4 separate regions of the Homo sapiens genome follow, and regions 2, 3 and 4 are each linked to region 1. Evidence: chromatin contacts called from ENCODE Hi-C or POLR2A ChIA-PET data. All regions are on one chromosome and are shown on one strand. Each heading gives the region's core, a stretch centred on a gene start or an enhancer-like site at or near the end of the contact. The rest is flanking DNA. Distances are from core to core; before and after follow the strand shown. Region 1 holds the start of CCDC9 (coiled-coil domain containing 9). Region 2 holds the start of RELB (RELB proto-oncogene, NF-kB subunit). Region 3 holds the start of ALDH16A1 (aldehyde dehydrogenase 16 family member A1). Region 4 holds the start of TRAPPC6A (trafficking protein particle complex subunit 6A).

Region 1 (2,844 bases), core at 102-2,601:
GGCGAATATTCTAGCTCCACCAGGTAAGGTTCAGAAACATTCCCAATCCCACGCTCAAAGAAAGTCCGAACCCCACTCTTATTGGCTGCCCAAGCTCTCAGAGAACATTCCAAGCCCGCGCCTTCCTCAGGGACGTCCTAGTCCCGTCTCCAGCGCCCTACGGAAGGTCGACAGCCTCCCGCCTCCCCCGAAAGGATTCTGTACACAGGCCCAGAACTCACTGGCGAGGCTTCCTGGAACTGGCGTTTTGCCCCACTGAATACTCCACCCGCCCCAACAAGGACAAAACTACCCAGGCCCGCCCCAGATTTTCTGTGCAAAGCTCCAGCCTCAATCCGGCTGGGAATGCCAGGGCCACGTCCCCGACATCCTGGAAACCGCTCTGGCCCCGCCCACGGCTCGGGAAAAAACTTTCTGGCCCCGCCTTTCCCGCCAGACTTCTGGCCCCGCCCCCACCCATGGGCCATTAATGTGGCCCCGCTCCCGACTTTCCCAGCCACGCTCTTTCCCCGCCTCCTGGCTCGCAGGCAACAGCCTACACCCGCCCCTACCATCTCTTATTATTATTCCAGCCCCGCCCCCGGCCTGCCCAGTCAACCCTCTGGCCCCGCCTCCGATTGGCCTGGCCAACCTCCTGGACACGCCCCCTGACTCCCTCCCACACCTCGTTGCGTCAGCATCTGGCCCCGCCCATGGCTTCCCCAGGGTTCTGGCTCAACTCCCCGCTTCCCCGCCTCCCGGCCAACGCTCTGGCCGCGCCCGTGGCTCAGACGAAACTTTCTGGCTCCACCCCCAGCATTCCCCGCCAGCACCCTGGCCCCGCCCCCTGGCTCCCCCACTACATTGTGGCCCCGCCCCCGCCATTGCGTCAGCCTCTGGGTCCGCCCCCAACGTCCCGGCCAAGAATCTGGACCCACTTCCAGTAAGGCAAAACTTTCTGGCCCCGCCCACAGAGCTTCCGCCCGGCGTCCGAGCCCCGCCACACAGCTGAACAAGCAACACTATGGCCCCGCCCACAGTCCAGCCACAACTTTTAGGTCCCGCCCACAGCCGCCGGCCCAGGCTCTGGCCACGCCCCGCCCCGACCCTGCCCACCCACCCAACGGCCCGCCCCGCCAGCGCCCCTCCAGCTTCCCATGTGGGCGTCCTGTCCCCGCCCCCCGCAGAGAACTCCGACCCCGCCCGGGCCTGTTCGCACTCCCCGCCACGTGGGGCTTCAGGCCCCGCCTTCTCTGGGCGCGCTCCCGGCCCCCTCCCCCAGGTCACCTGTCCCGGAGACCCCGCGGCGTCCGCGACTCCGGCTCCGTCGGCCTCTGCGACCGCAGCTCCCGGGCCAGGCGCGTCACTTCCTGCCTGCACCACGTGAGGAAGGGAAATAAAGAGGGTCACTTCCGGTCCTGTGGGACCGTTTCCGGGAGCCTTAAAGGGGCCGCGCCTCCGCGATGGATGCGGGAGCGGGGCCGACTGGCCCCCCGGGTGTTCCGCAAGCTCATCCAACTTCCTTCTGCCTGAATTACCAACTTCCAGGAAAAGGAGACACCGTCCTCACTCCCTGGCCTCTACCTCTTTCTTCAAGCTGTTTCCGCCTCCAGCCCCTCATTCCTGGTTTCTATCAGTAGATGCCAAGCACTGGGCACTGACGCCTGGAAGCCTGGCGTGGTTCGAGCCCCCTCGTGCCAATGAAACCTTAGAGTTCGCTTTAGAAGCTTCAGATGTTCTACCGGCCGTGGGCGGTGGCTCACACTTGTAATCCCAGCACCTTGGGAGGCCGAGGCGGGCGGATCACCTGAGGTCAGAAGTTCGAGATCAGTCTGGCCAACATTGTGAAATCCCGTCTCTACAAAAAAAATTAGCCGGTTGTGGTGGCGCGCGCCTGTAATCCCAGCAACTCGGGAGGCTGAAGCAGGAGAATCGCTTGAACCGGGGAGGCAGAGGTTGCAGTGAGCCGAGATCATGCCACCGCACTGCAGCCTAGACGACAGAGCAGACCCCTTCTCGAAAATAAAATAAAATGCTGGGCGCAGTGGCTCACGCTTGTAATCCCAGCACTTTGGGAGGCCGAGGAGGGCGGATCACTTGAGGCCAGGAATTCGAGACCATCCTTGCCAACATGGTGAAACCCCGTCTCTACTAAAAATACAAAAAAAATCAGCCCGGCGTGGTGGCGGGCGCCTGTAGTCCGAGCTACTCCGGAGACTGAGCCAGGAGAATGGCGTGAACCCCGGGGGCGGAGCTTGCAGTGAGCCGAGATCGCTCCACTGCACTCTAGCCTGGGCGACACAGGGAGACTCCGTCTCAAAAAATATACATATACAAAAATTAGCCAGGCATGGTGGCGGGCGCCTGTAATCCCAGCTACTTGGGAGGCTGAGGCAGGAGCATCGCTTGAACCCGGGAGGCAGAGGTTGCAGTAAGCCGAGATTGCACCACTGCACTGCAGCCTGGGCGACAGAACGAGAGACTCCGTCTCAAAATAAAATAGGCCGGGCGCCGTGGCTCACGCCTGTAATCCCAGCACTTTGGGAGTCCGAGGCGGGTGGATCACCCGAGGTCAGGAGTTTGAGACCAGCCTGACCAACGTGGTGAAACCCTGTCTCTACTAAAAAATACAAAAATTAGCCAGGCATGGTGGCGGGCACCTGTAACACCTGTAATCCCAGCTACAGGCTGAAGCAGGAGAATCGCTTAAACCCGGGAGGCAGAGGTTGCAGTGAGCTGAGATCGTGCCATTGCACTCCAGCCTGGGCGACAGAGCAAGACTACGTCTCAAAAAAATAAATAACTGGCCAGGCGCAGTGGCTCATGCCTGTAATCCCAGCACTTTGGGAGGCCGAGGCAGGTGGA
Region 2 (2,844 bases), core at 192-2,691, 2.3 Mb after region 1:
AGAGGACCAGAGAATATCCCAAGGAAGCCCCACCCCTTCCTCTTCTAGCCCTTCCCCTCTGGATCAGGCCCCTCGCCCTGACTGCCCCCCTGCGTCTGGCCAGGCTTACCAGCTAAATCATGGACAGGTCCTGGCCTTTAGTTTCTGTGGTTCGCCCCACCCTTCATCACACTCAGGGCCCGCTCCTTTTCTCCCTTAAAGTTGGGCCTGGAGGGGACCCCATCTCAATCTCAGTTTAAAAAGTCCCCATCCCGCTGGGCACAAGGGCTCACACCTGTAATCCCAGCACTTTGAGAGGCCGAGGCGTGCGGATCACCTGAGGTCAGAAGTTCGAGGCCAGTCTGACCAGCATGGTGAAACCCCGTCTCTAGTAAAACTACAAAAATTAGCCGGGTGTGGTGGCGGGCACCTGTAATTCCAGCTACTCGGGGGGCTGAGGCAGGAGAACTGCTTGAGCCCGGGAGGCAGAGGTTGCAGTGAGCCTAGATCGTGCCACTGCACTCCAGCCTGGGCGACAGAGCGAGACTCCATCTCAAAAGAAAAAAACAAAAAACAAACAAAAAAAAACATCCTCCTGTCAGGGTCAGACCACTTTTAATTTTTTCAATGTCAAGGCTCCGCTTCTCCGTCTGGAGGCAAGCCCCACCCCCTCCTCATTCTCTGTGTCGGGCCCCGCCCTGCTTTTTTGGGTAACAGGCCCTTCCCCTCCACTCGGCCAGAGTCAGGCCCCGCCCCTTCCCCTTCTTTCGGCCAACTCAGGCCCCGCCCCCTTCCTGCCCTCACGGCCAGGCCCCGCCCCCTCACCCCTCAGCGTAGGGCCCTGCTTCCTTTTTTGAGTCAGGCCCGGCCCTCTTCTCATAGTCCGGGTCGGATCCCGCCCCTCTTCTCCCTCTCTGGGCCCGGCCCCGCCCCGATACCGCCCAAGAGCAGCTTTCGCTCCGCCTTCTCTGAGTCAGGCCACGCCCCCTTCTTTGCCTCAGGGTCAGGCCCCGCCCCCTCTCACTCTACAGCGGGACGCCTCGCTCGAACCTCGGGCCGTACCCCCTCATCACCCTCTGCCTTCTTCCTACGCCCTAATACAGTGTCTCAGGAACCCTCACTCTGCCCCCGCGAAACCCTTAGACTCCCATAGGAACCCCCAGACTACTCCGGGACCGCCAGAATCCCCGCATCTCCAGCCCCGCCCCAGACCCCTCTCCTGAACCCCAGCCCCGCTTACCTAAGGCCCCCAGCTCCGGCGCAGCCGGCGGTCTGGCGACGCGGCGACTCGGCATGGCCCGGCCAGTGGGGACGGACGGCCCAGAGGCTGGCCCAGACCGAAGCATGCACGCGGGCCGGCCGGGCGGCCGGGAGGCACGGTCTGGTGGACGATCGCGGGTCGGACGAGCGGCGCAAGGGCTGGGGCCGCAGGCCGGGCAGGACGCGCGGCGCCCGGGGCTGCGCGGGGCGCGGGGCCGGGCCGGGCGGGCGGCGGGCGGGGGCGGGGCGGCGGAATTCCCCGGCGCCGCCGGCCTGCGCGCCCATTGGTCTGCACCCCGCCGTGACGTCACGCCTGGGGAACGGGAAAACCCCCACGCGTCACGTGATCGCGGGGGCGGGGCCGGCCGGGAAAGGGAGGCTGGGCGCTCAGGAGGGGTTGGGCAGGCGTCGCTGCCCATTGCTCTGGACGAGACAACTGAGGCCTGCTTAGAGCCATCACGCCTTACCCATTGAGCAAGCCGGCAAACTGAGCCGCTCCCCGCTTTGGTCTCCCAGTGGGACTTGAACCTGCCGTTTCTCAGGCTGGAAGGGGAGCTTCAGGATCGAGAGGTTGGCAGGGCTCTACACCTGCCATCCATAATAATATTTCGGAAACCTCCAAGGTCTCGCTACACCTCAGTTTCCTCAACCGTAAATTGAGGATGAAGATATTTAAGGAACGTTTAAAGCTAGCGTGTCAGCTTCAGAATTTATGTTTTGTGCGTTGTTGTAACCCCAACGCCTAGACCAGCGCCTGGAACACCGTAGGTGCCCAATAAATGTTTATTGGAGGCCGGGCGCGGTGGTTCATGCCTGTAATCTCAGCACTTTGGGAGGCCGAGGCAGGCACATCACGAGGTCAGGATTTCGAGACCAGCCTGACCGACATGGTGAAATCCCATCTCTACTAAAAATACAAAAATTAGCTGGGCGTGTTGGTGTGCGCCTGTAATGCCAGCTACTCCGGAGGCTGAGGCAGGAGAATAGCTTGAACCTGGGAGGCGGAGGTTGCAGTGAGCTGAGATCGTGCCACTGCACTCCAGCCTGGGCAACAGAGCGAGACTCCCATCTCAAAAAAAAAAAAGTTTATTGGATGAATGCATGGATGTTTTATTTATTGGTTTGTTCCTCCCTGCAGCCCCTGAAAGTTACCCATAAATAGCCCAGACCACTTTGAGCTCAAAAGCTCAGTTATTCAGTCTGCGAATGGCAGCAGTGTAGCCTCCGTATACATCCTGAGCTGTGTGCCTAAACCCTGAGCTCATCCCTATCACCAGCGCCAGAAGCATATGATAGGATTATTGCAGAAGGGACTCAGGCTGAAAGAGGGGCAGCCATTTGGCTAGATCACATTCCTAAGCCTCTCATATTCCTGAGAACGACTAGGTGATCTATTAGGTTCTAAGTTGGATGCCAGGCGCTCTCAGACCACAGATGCAGGGTTTGTTGTCTTTCCTTTGCTTGTATAAAATTTGGGTGTTCTGGCTAGGCACGGTGGCTCACACCTGTAACCCCAATACTTTGGGAGGCCGAGGCAGGAGGATTGCTTGAGCCTGGGAGGTTGAGGCTGCAGTGAGCTGTGATGACGCTATTGCACTCCAGCCT
Region 3 (2,844 bases), core at 345-2,844, 2.2 Mb before region 1:
TAGAGACGAGGTTTCACTATGTTGCCCAGGCTGGTCTCGAATTCCTGAGCTCAGGCGATCTGCCCGTCTTGGCCTCCCCAAGTTCTAGGCTGTGCCAGGGTTCTGATCCAGTTCCTTCCACTTGGATCATTGCTCTGGCCTCCTGCCCTCCCCCTCAAAGAAGCCTAAGCTCCTTTCGCCTGGGTGCTGGGGGACCCTGGGGGATCATGAGAGCCCCGTGAAGGAATTCTGAGAGTGCCTGGGGAAACGACAGAAAGTTTGAGGTGCCCTACTCATTTGCAGGAACCCCACGAGGGTTCTGGGGGCCTCTGAGGGGTCATGGGAGTCCTAGGGAGGTTCTGAGGACCCCCAGGGGATCATGGGACCCTCACGAGGACTTCAGGGGTTCCTGAACAATCATGGGAACCCTATGGGACATTCTGAGAGCTAGAGAGATCATAGGAGCCCCGTGAGGGTATTGTGAGGGGCCATAAGTAATTACAGGAAGTCCTGATGTGGCTGGGTGCAGTAGCTCACGCCTGTAATCCCAGCACTTTGGGAAGTCGAGGTGGGTGGATCACTTGAGGCCAGGAGTTCGAGACCAGCCTGGCCAACATGCTGAAACCTTGTCTCTAGAAAAAGTACAAATATTAGCTGAGAGTGGTGGCGCGCGTCTCTGGTCCCAGTTACTTGGGGGGCTGAGGTGAGAGGATGGCTTGAGCCCAGGAGGTTGAGGCTGCAGTGGTGTGATAGCGCCAGTGCACTTCAGTTTGGGCGACAGAGTGAGACCCTGGCTCAAAAAAAAAAACAAAAAAAAAACCCAACCCAAACCGGAAGTCCTGATGTATTCTAGGCTCCTGAGAGTTCCGATGAGGTCACATGAACCCCACGAGTATTGAGGGGTCCTATGGGATCACGGGGGCTCCATGGAAGTTCTGAAGGTCTCTGGGTAATCAAAGGGATGAAGGGAGTCCCTCAGGAGGTCTGGGGTGCTCTGGAGGCCCATGGAAGCCATAGGATGTTTTGAAGAGTCGTGGAAAGACAATGGGGGTTGTGGGTCACTGGAGCCTCACAGGAATCCTAAGGGGTCTGGTGGGTGGCGTCAGGTTCTGAGGGGACCCTGAGGAATCACGAGAGCGTCTAGAGGAGTTCAGGAAAACCGCGGAAACACTACGAGGAGTTCAGGATCAAGGGGCAAGAGAACCAGTGGGGAAGACCGGAACAGACTAAAAGGCTGCCACCGCCAAGGCTCAAGGGAGCGTCCTACAGGGCGCGATCCTATTGGGCGGCGGGAATCACGGGGACTAAGAGAGGCGGAGCGGCTGAGCTACCGCAGTGGATGACGGGACTCCCCGCGAAAAACCGGGCGCCCAGGCCTGGGGAACGCAGCGAGCAGCGCCGGCCGGGCAGACTCTCACCAGTGCGCATGCGTGGCTCTCCGGCACCGGTCCGTACTCCAGCGAGGTGAAGATCTCGCGGGCGCGGGGCCCTGCACGCGTCGCAGCCATCGCCTACCCCGAACGCTTTCCGCGAAGACTGCGGGGCGCTCTGTGTTAAGGGGAACCTTGAGGTCCGAAGAGCGACACCTCCGGTTCCAGCCCAAAGGGGCGGGGCTAATGGGAATGGGGTGGGGCTACAAGATACAGAGAGCAGCCACGCCCACACTTTTTCCTTAGGACCCGATGGCCCCGCCTACGTCCCCCACGGGGAAGCGTATTTAGGAGCATGCGCACTGCTTAAAACGGGGAGGAAGGGGAGACGGCGATGTGGGTACTTTGCGAATAGTTAGGAGGGCTCCGGATTTATGAGGATCGGCGTGGCCGGGCACGATGGCTCTTGGCTGTAATCCCAGCACTTCGGGAGGCCGAGGCGGGCGGATCACCTAAGGTCGGGAGTTCGAGACCAGCCTGACCAATTTGGTGAAACCCCGTCTCTACTAAAAATACAAGCATTAGCCGAGCTGTGGTGGTGCGCGCCTGTAATCTCAGCTACTCAAGAGGCTGAGGCGGGAGAATCACTTGAACCCAGAAGGTGTACGTTTCAGTGAGCCGAGATCGCGCCACTGCACTCCAGCCTGGGTGGCAAAGGGAGACTGTGTCTAAAAAAAAAATAGTAATAAAAAAAAAGGGTCGTCCTATTGATGCGTCTTCCCAGTGCCTTGTTTTATAGTAGCAGGAAGTGCAGGTTTTGTTTTACCTTTTATTTTCTTGAGACAGGGTCTCCCTCTGTCGCCCAGGGCTGGAGTGCAGTGGTCCGATCACGGCTTACTGTCGCCTCGACTTTTCAGGTTTAAACATTACTCCTGCGTCAGCCTGCACAGTAGCTGGGACTACAGGCAGGTGCCATCAAGCCTGGCTAATTTTTTTTTTTTTTTTTTTTTTGGTAGAGACAGGATCTTGCTATGTTGCTCAGGCTGGTCTCGAACTCCTGGGCTCAAGCGATCCTCCTACCTCGGCCTCCCAGCCTCAAAGTGCAGCTTTTCTAATTATATTGACTAGAGGTCTAGATCTAGATCTAGACCTGGCGGGTCTAGATCTGGACGTATTAGGATCTAGAGCTGGCAGGAAGTGATAATTCAAAGATAAAAAGGGTACCTTTTAGGATGGACATTGAGATTAAGGTTTGGAAAATGCAACCTTCACTGCAAAGTAAGGGGGCCAGTTTTGGTTGTGGAAAGAGTGGAAGTCTGGCGCTTTTTTTTTTTTTTTAAGAGATGGGGTGTGGGACGTTATCTCATTGTATTGCCCAAGCTGGTTTCGAACTCCTGGCCTCAAGCGATCCTCTTGCCCTGGCCTTCCAAAGTGCTGGGACTACCGGTAGGAGCCACAGCGCCCAGCCGGAAGTGTGGCTTTCATAGATACAGGA
Region 4 (2,844 bases), core at 197-2,696, 2.1 Mb after region 1:
CTCACGGCGGCCGCCACGTCGTGGTCCAGCCGCGCCTGGCTCTCCGCCAGCCGAAGTTGCAGGAGCGAGCGCGCGGGGGCGGGCGCCGGGGCCTCCTCCGTGCCCCAGGCCTCCTCCGCCGATTCCCGCTGCACCACGAGTGGAGGCAGGTCCCTCGGCGCGGCCGTCGGTTCCGGCTCCGGCTCCGGCTCCGAGTCGGTCTCCGCGGCTTCCCCAGCCACCCGCAGCCCCGTGGGGCGGCCGCGCGTCGGGCCCGAAGGACCCAGGTACAGCTCCTCCTCCTCCGACGAGGACGCAGAGCGCTCGGAATCCGTCTCGGTCGCCTCCCCCGGCACCACCGTCTCCGGCCTCCGCAGGGGCCTCCGCCGACGACCCTGGGACGCCATGGCACCGAACTAGGGGAGAAGAGCGAAGGGACTGCACGTGAGACCGGCGCCGCGGTGGGTAAAAGGCGCAGGTCCTGGATTCCCAGCCCCTTCGCTGATTCTCTTAACGACTTGGTGTCAGCTGCTCCCCGTCTGGGCCTCAGTTTCCTCTTCTGTAAACTGGGTGATGATGGGGGTTACTGGACCCCAGGCTCTTCAGCGTACAGATGGGGAAACTGAAGACCAGCTCGAACAAGGATCTGGGGCCCGAGTTCCCGGAGTCCCAAGCCGAGGTCTTTACGAATTTGCCTCCTAGTAGAGGCCACACCCTCCACCTGGTCCACCATGCCAATCTCAGACCCGGAAGCACACGGGCCCGTGAGCTGCTCGGGACCAGCGCCAGAGTCGCAGAAAGGATGACAGTCCGACTGGACTCTGCTGGGGGCACTCATGGGATGGGAGAAGCGCTAACGCCAAAGACCGTACCCGGCAGCTGACGCTCGGAGCTTGCGAGATCCGCTTCCTAACCCGAGTGCTGCGTTCTCACCGTGGCAGCTGAAGGGCTGTGATTTCAACCAATAGGGGAGCGGGTTGGGCGGGCATTAGCGGCCAAGTCACGTGGATTCGCCCGGCTACCAATCAGGAAGCAAGTTCTCAGCATCAGCTTTGAGTGAGCGTGCAGAAGAGTCACATGAATGGAGGAACCGCCAATAGAGAAACAGCTGGGCCGGCTCTTCCAGGTTGTGCGACGAGGAAAGTCTGGAGTGGACCAATAGGGATTTTAAAAGCCGAGTATGTCACGTGTAACCAGTAATTTGGCCAATAGGAATGCTCGAGAACCCGGAAATAGGGAAGGGACGGCAGTAAGAGCAGAAGATGTTGCCACATGTGGCCAGAGAAGGCGTAGGCCCGCCCCCTAGTGTCCCAGGCTCACGCGCACACCACCTGAGTCCGGGGCGGGGAGGCGGGGCTAGTCTAAAACACCAATGGAAGCCGGAGTAGGAGGGCTCGCGCCATGACGCAAGAGGCGTGGCTTACCAAGCCTGGCCAATGAGAGCTGGAAGCGCTGGGCGCATCTTTAGGCGTGCGAGGAGGGGGCATGGCGGATACTGTGTTGTTTGAGTTTCTTCACACGGAGATGGTGGCTGAGCTGTGGGCTCACGACCCCGACCCCGGCCCGGGGGTGAGCGCCGGGCTCCGTGGGGAGGAAGCGGGGGCCACCAAGGTAACGCCTCTGGGAGAGCGGAGGGCGCGTCAGGCGTCCGGGTTCGAACCCGGCCCAGCCCCGGCCTTGCAGGGCAACGTCTGGCCCTGGCTTCCTCCTTTGGAAAGTGGCGTTCGCGACGGTGCCGGCTCGGGGTTATTGCTAAATTGAGCGCGATGATTCAGGGTAAAGCACTTAGCTCAAGGCCTGAGTAAGCGGCTAGTAATCATAATAATGCTGTTATTGGGCGTGTGCTGAGGACTCGCCTCCCCCACTTACTAGGTGTGCGACCCAATGACTTAATCTTTGTGTGTCCTAGTTTTCTCTTTTGTAAAATGAGTATCATAACGTACCTAAGCCTCAGCGTGGGACATTTATTTATTCGACACCCACTTATTGAGCGTCTGTTGTATTCCAGGCACCGTTCTAAGACAGAATCCCTTCCTTGTGAAGCTTACATTTCACTAGGGGAGTCAAATAATAAAATGAAATATGCCGGCTGGGCGCTGTAGCTCCCAGCACTTTGGGAGGCCGAGGCCGTCGGATCACCTGAGGTCAGGAGTTCAAGACCAGCCTGGCCATGGTGAAACCCCGTGTCTACAAAAATTAGCCGAGCATGATGGCGGGTACCTGTAATCCCAGCTACTCGGGAGGCTGAGACAGGAGAATGGCTTGAACCTGGGAGGCGGAGGTTGCAGTGAGCCAAGATTGTGCCATTGCACTCCAGCCTAGGCGACAGAGCGAGACTTGTCTCAGGAAAAAAAAAAAAGAGATAATGGGGTTTTGCCATGTTGCCTAGGCTGGTCTTGAACCCCTAGGCTCAAGTGATTCTCCCGCCTGGGCCTCCCAAAGTGCTAGGATTACAGGCGTGAACTACCGTGACTGGCCCGGGACTGTGTGTGTGTGTGTGTGTGTGTGTGTGCGCGCACGCGCATCCTGCTCGGTCGCCCAGGCTGGCTGGAGTGCAGTGATGCAGTCATGGCTCACTGCTGCCTCGACCTCCTGGGCTCAAGCGATCATCCCACTTCTCAGCCTCCCAAGTAGCTGGGACCACAAGCGCTGCTGGCGCCACCACACCTGGCTAATTTTTTGTATTATTATTATTTTTTTTAGTAGAGACGGGTTTTCACTGTTAGCCAGGATGGTCTCCATCTTCTGACCTCGTGATCTGCCCATCTTGGCCTCCCAAAGTGCTAGGATTACAGGCGTGAGCCACTGCACCCGGCCAATTTTTTTTTTTTTTTAGTAGATACGGGGTTTCACCATTTTGGCCAG

What was found. A loop is a pair of places that touch in the nucleus more often than their neighbours do. ChIA-PET counts read pairs that join two places held with the same protein, here RNA polymerase II (POLR2A). Pooled maps may share reads with other maps.
Region 2: a loop to region 1 is called in a pooled map, with 11 times the contacts of the local background. The contact joins the promoter of RELB here to the promoter of CCDC9 in region 1. A Hi-C loop is called at or near these places in 2 of 50 pooled maps. POLR2A ChIA-PET finds 5 or more read pairs at or near these places in 2 of 52 experiments (B cell and T-cell).
Region 3: a loop to region 1 is called in a pooled map, with 17 times the contacts of the local background. The contact joins the promoter of ALDH16A1 here to the promoter of CCDC9 in region 1. A Hi-C loop is called at or near these places in 9 of 50 pooled maps. POLR2A ChIA-PET finds 5 or more read pairs at or near these places in 2 of 52 experiments (B cell and Caco-2).
Region 4: a loop to region 1 is called in a map with no recorded cell type, with 17 times the contacts of the local background. The contact joins the promoter of TRAPPC6A here to the promoter of CCDC9 in region 1. A Hi-C loop is called at or near these places in 1 of 37 single-sample maps with no recorded cell type and 6 of 50 pooled maps. POLR2A ChIA-PET finds 5 or more read pairs at or near these places in 1 of 52 experiments (GM10248).

Annotation. Positions count from the first base shown.
Region 1 is chr19:47,255,032-47,257,875 of GRCh38, reverse strand. It overlaps CCDC9 (coiled-coil domain containing 9), which reads right to left and starts at 1,351. Exons shown (of 12, transcript NM_015603.3): 1 at 1,267-1,351. RefSeq lists silencers at 553-602, 643-882, 1,093-1,202 and an enhancer at 1,093-2,002.
Region 2 is chr19:45,000,061-45,002,904 of GRCh38, reverse strand. It overlaps RELB (RELB proto-oncogene, NF-kB subunit), which reads right to left and starts at 1,441. Exons shown (of 12, transcript NM_006509.4): 1 at 1,220-1,441. The coding sequence starts at 1,325. RefSeq lists silencers at 608-887, 1,208-1,617.
Region 3 is chr19:49,451,975-49,454,818 of GRCh38, reverse strand. It overlaps ALDH16A1 (aldehyde dehydrogenase 16 family member A1), which reads right to left and starts at 1,594. Exons shown (of 17, transcript NM_153329.4): 1 at 1,398-1,594. The coding sequence starts at 1,487. RefSeq lists enhancers at 42-1,001, 2,735-2,784, 2,795-2,844, 2,699-2,844.
Region 4 is chr19:45,176,839-45,179,682 of GRCh38, reverse strand. It overlaps TRAPPC6A (trafficking protein particle complex subunit 6A), which reads left to right and starts at 1,446. Exons shown (of 6, transcript NM_001270891.2): 1 at 1,446-1,548. The coding sequence starts at 1,465. BLOC1S3 (biogenesis of lysosomal organelles complex 1 subunit 3) reads right to left here and starts at 899. Exons shown (of 2, transcript NM_212550.5): 1 at 852-899; 2 at 1-395. The coding sequence starts at 386. RefSeq lists enhancers at 1-112, 653-972, 1,043-1,112, 1,125-2,068 and silencers at 1-302, 1,473-1,692.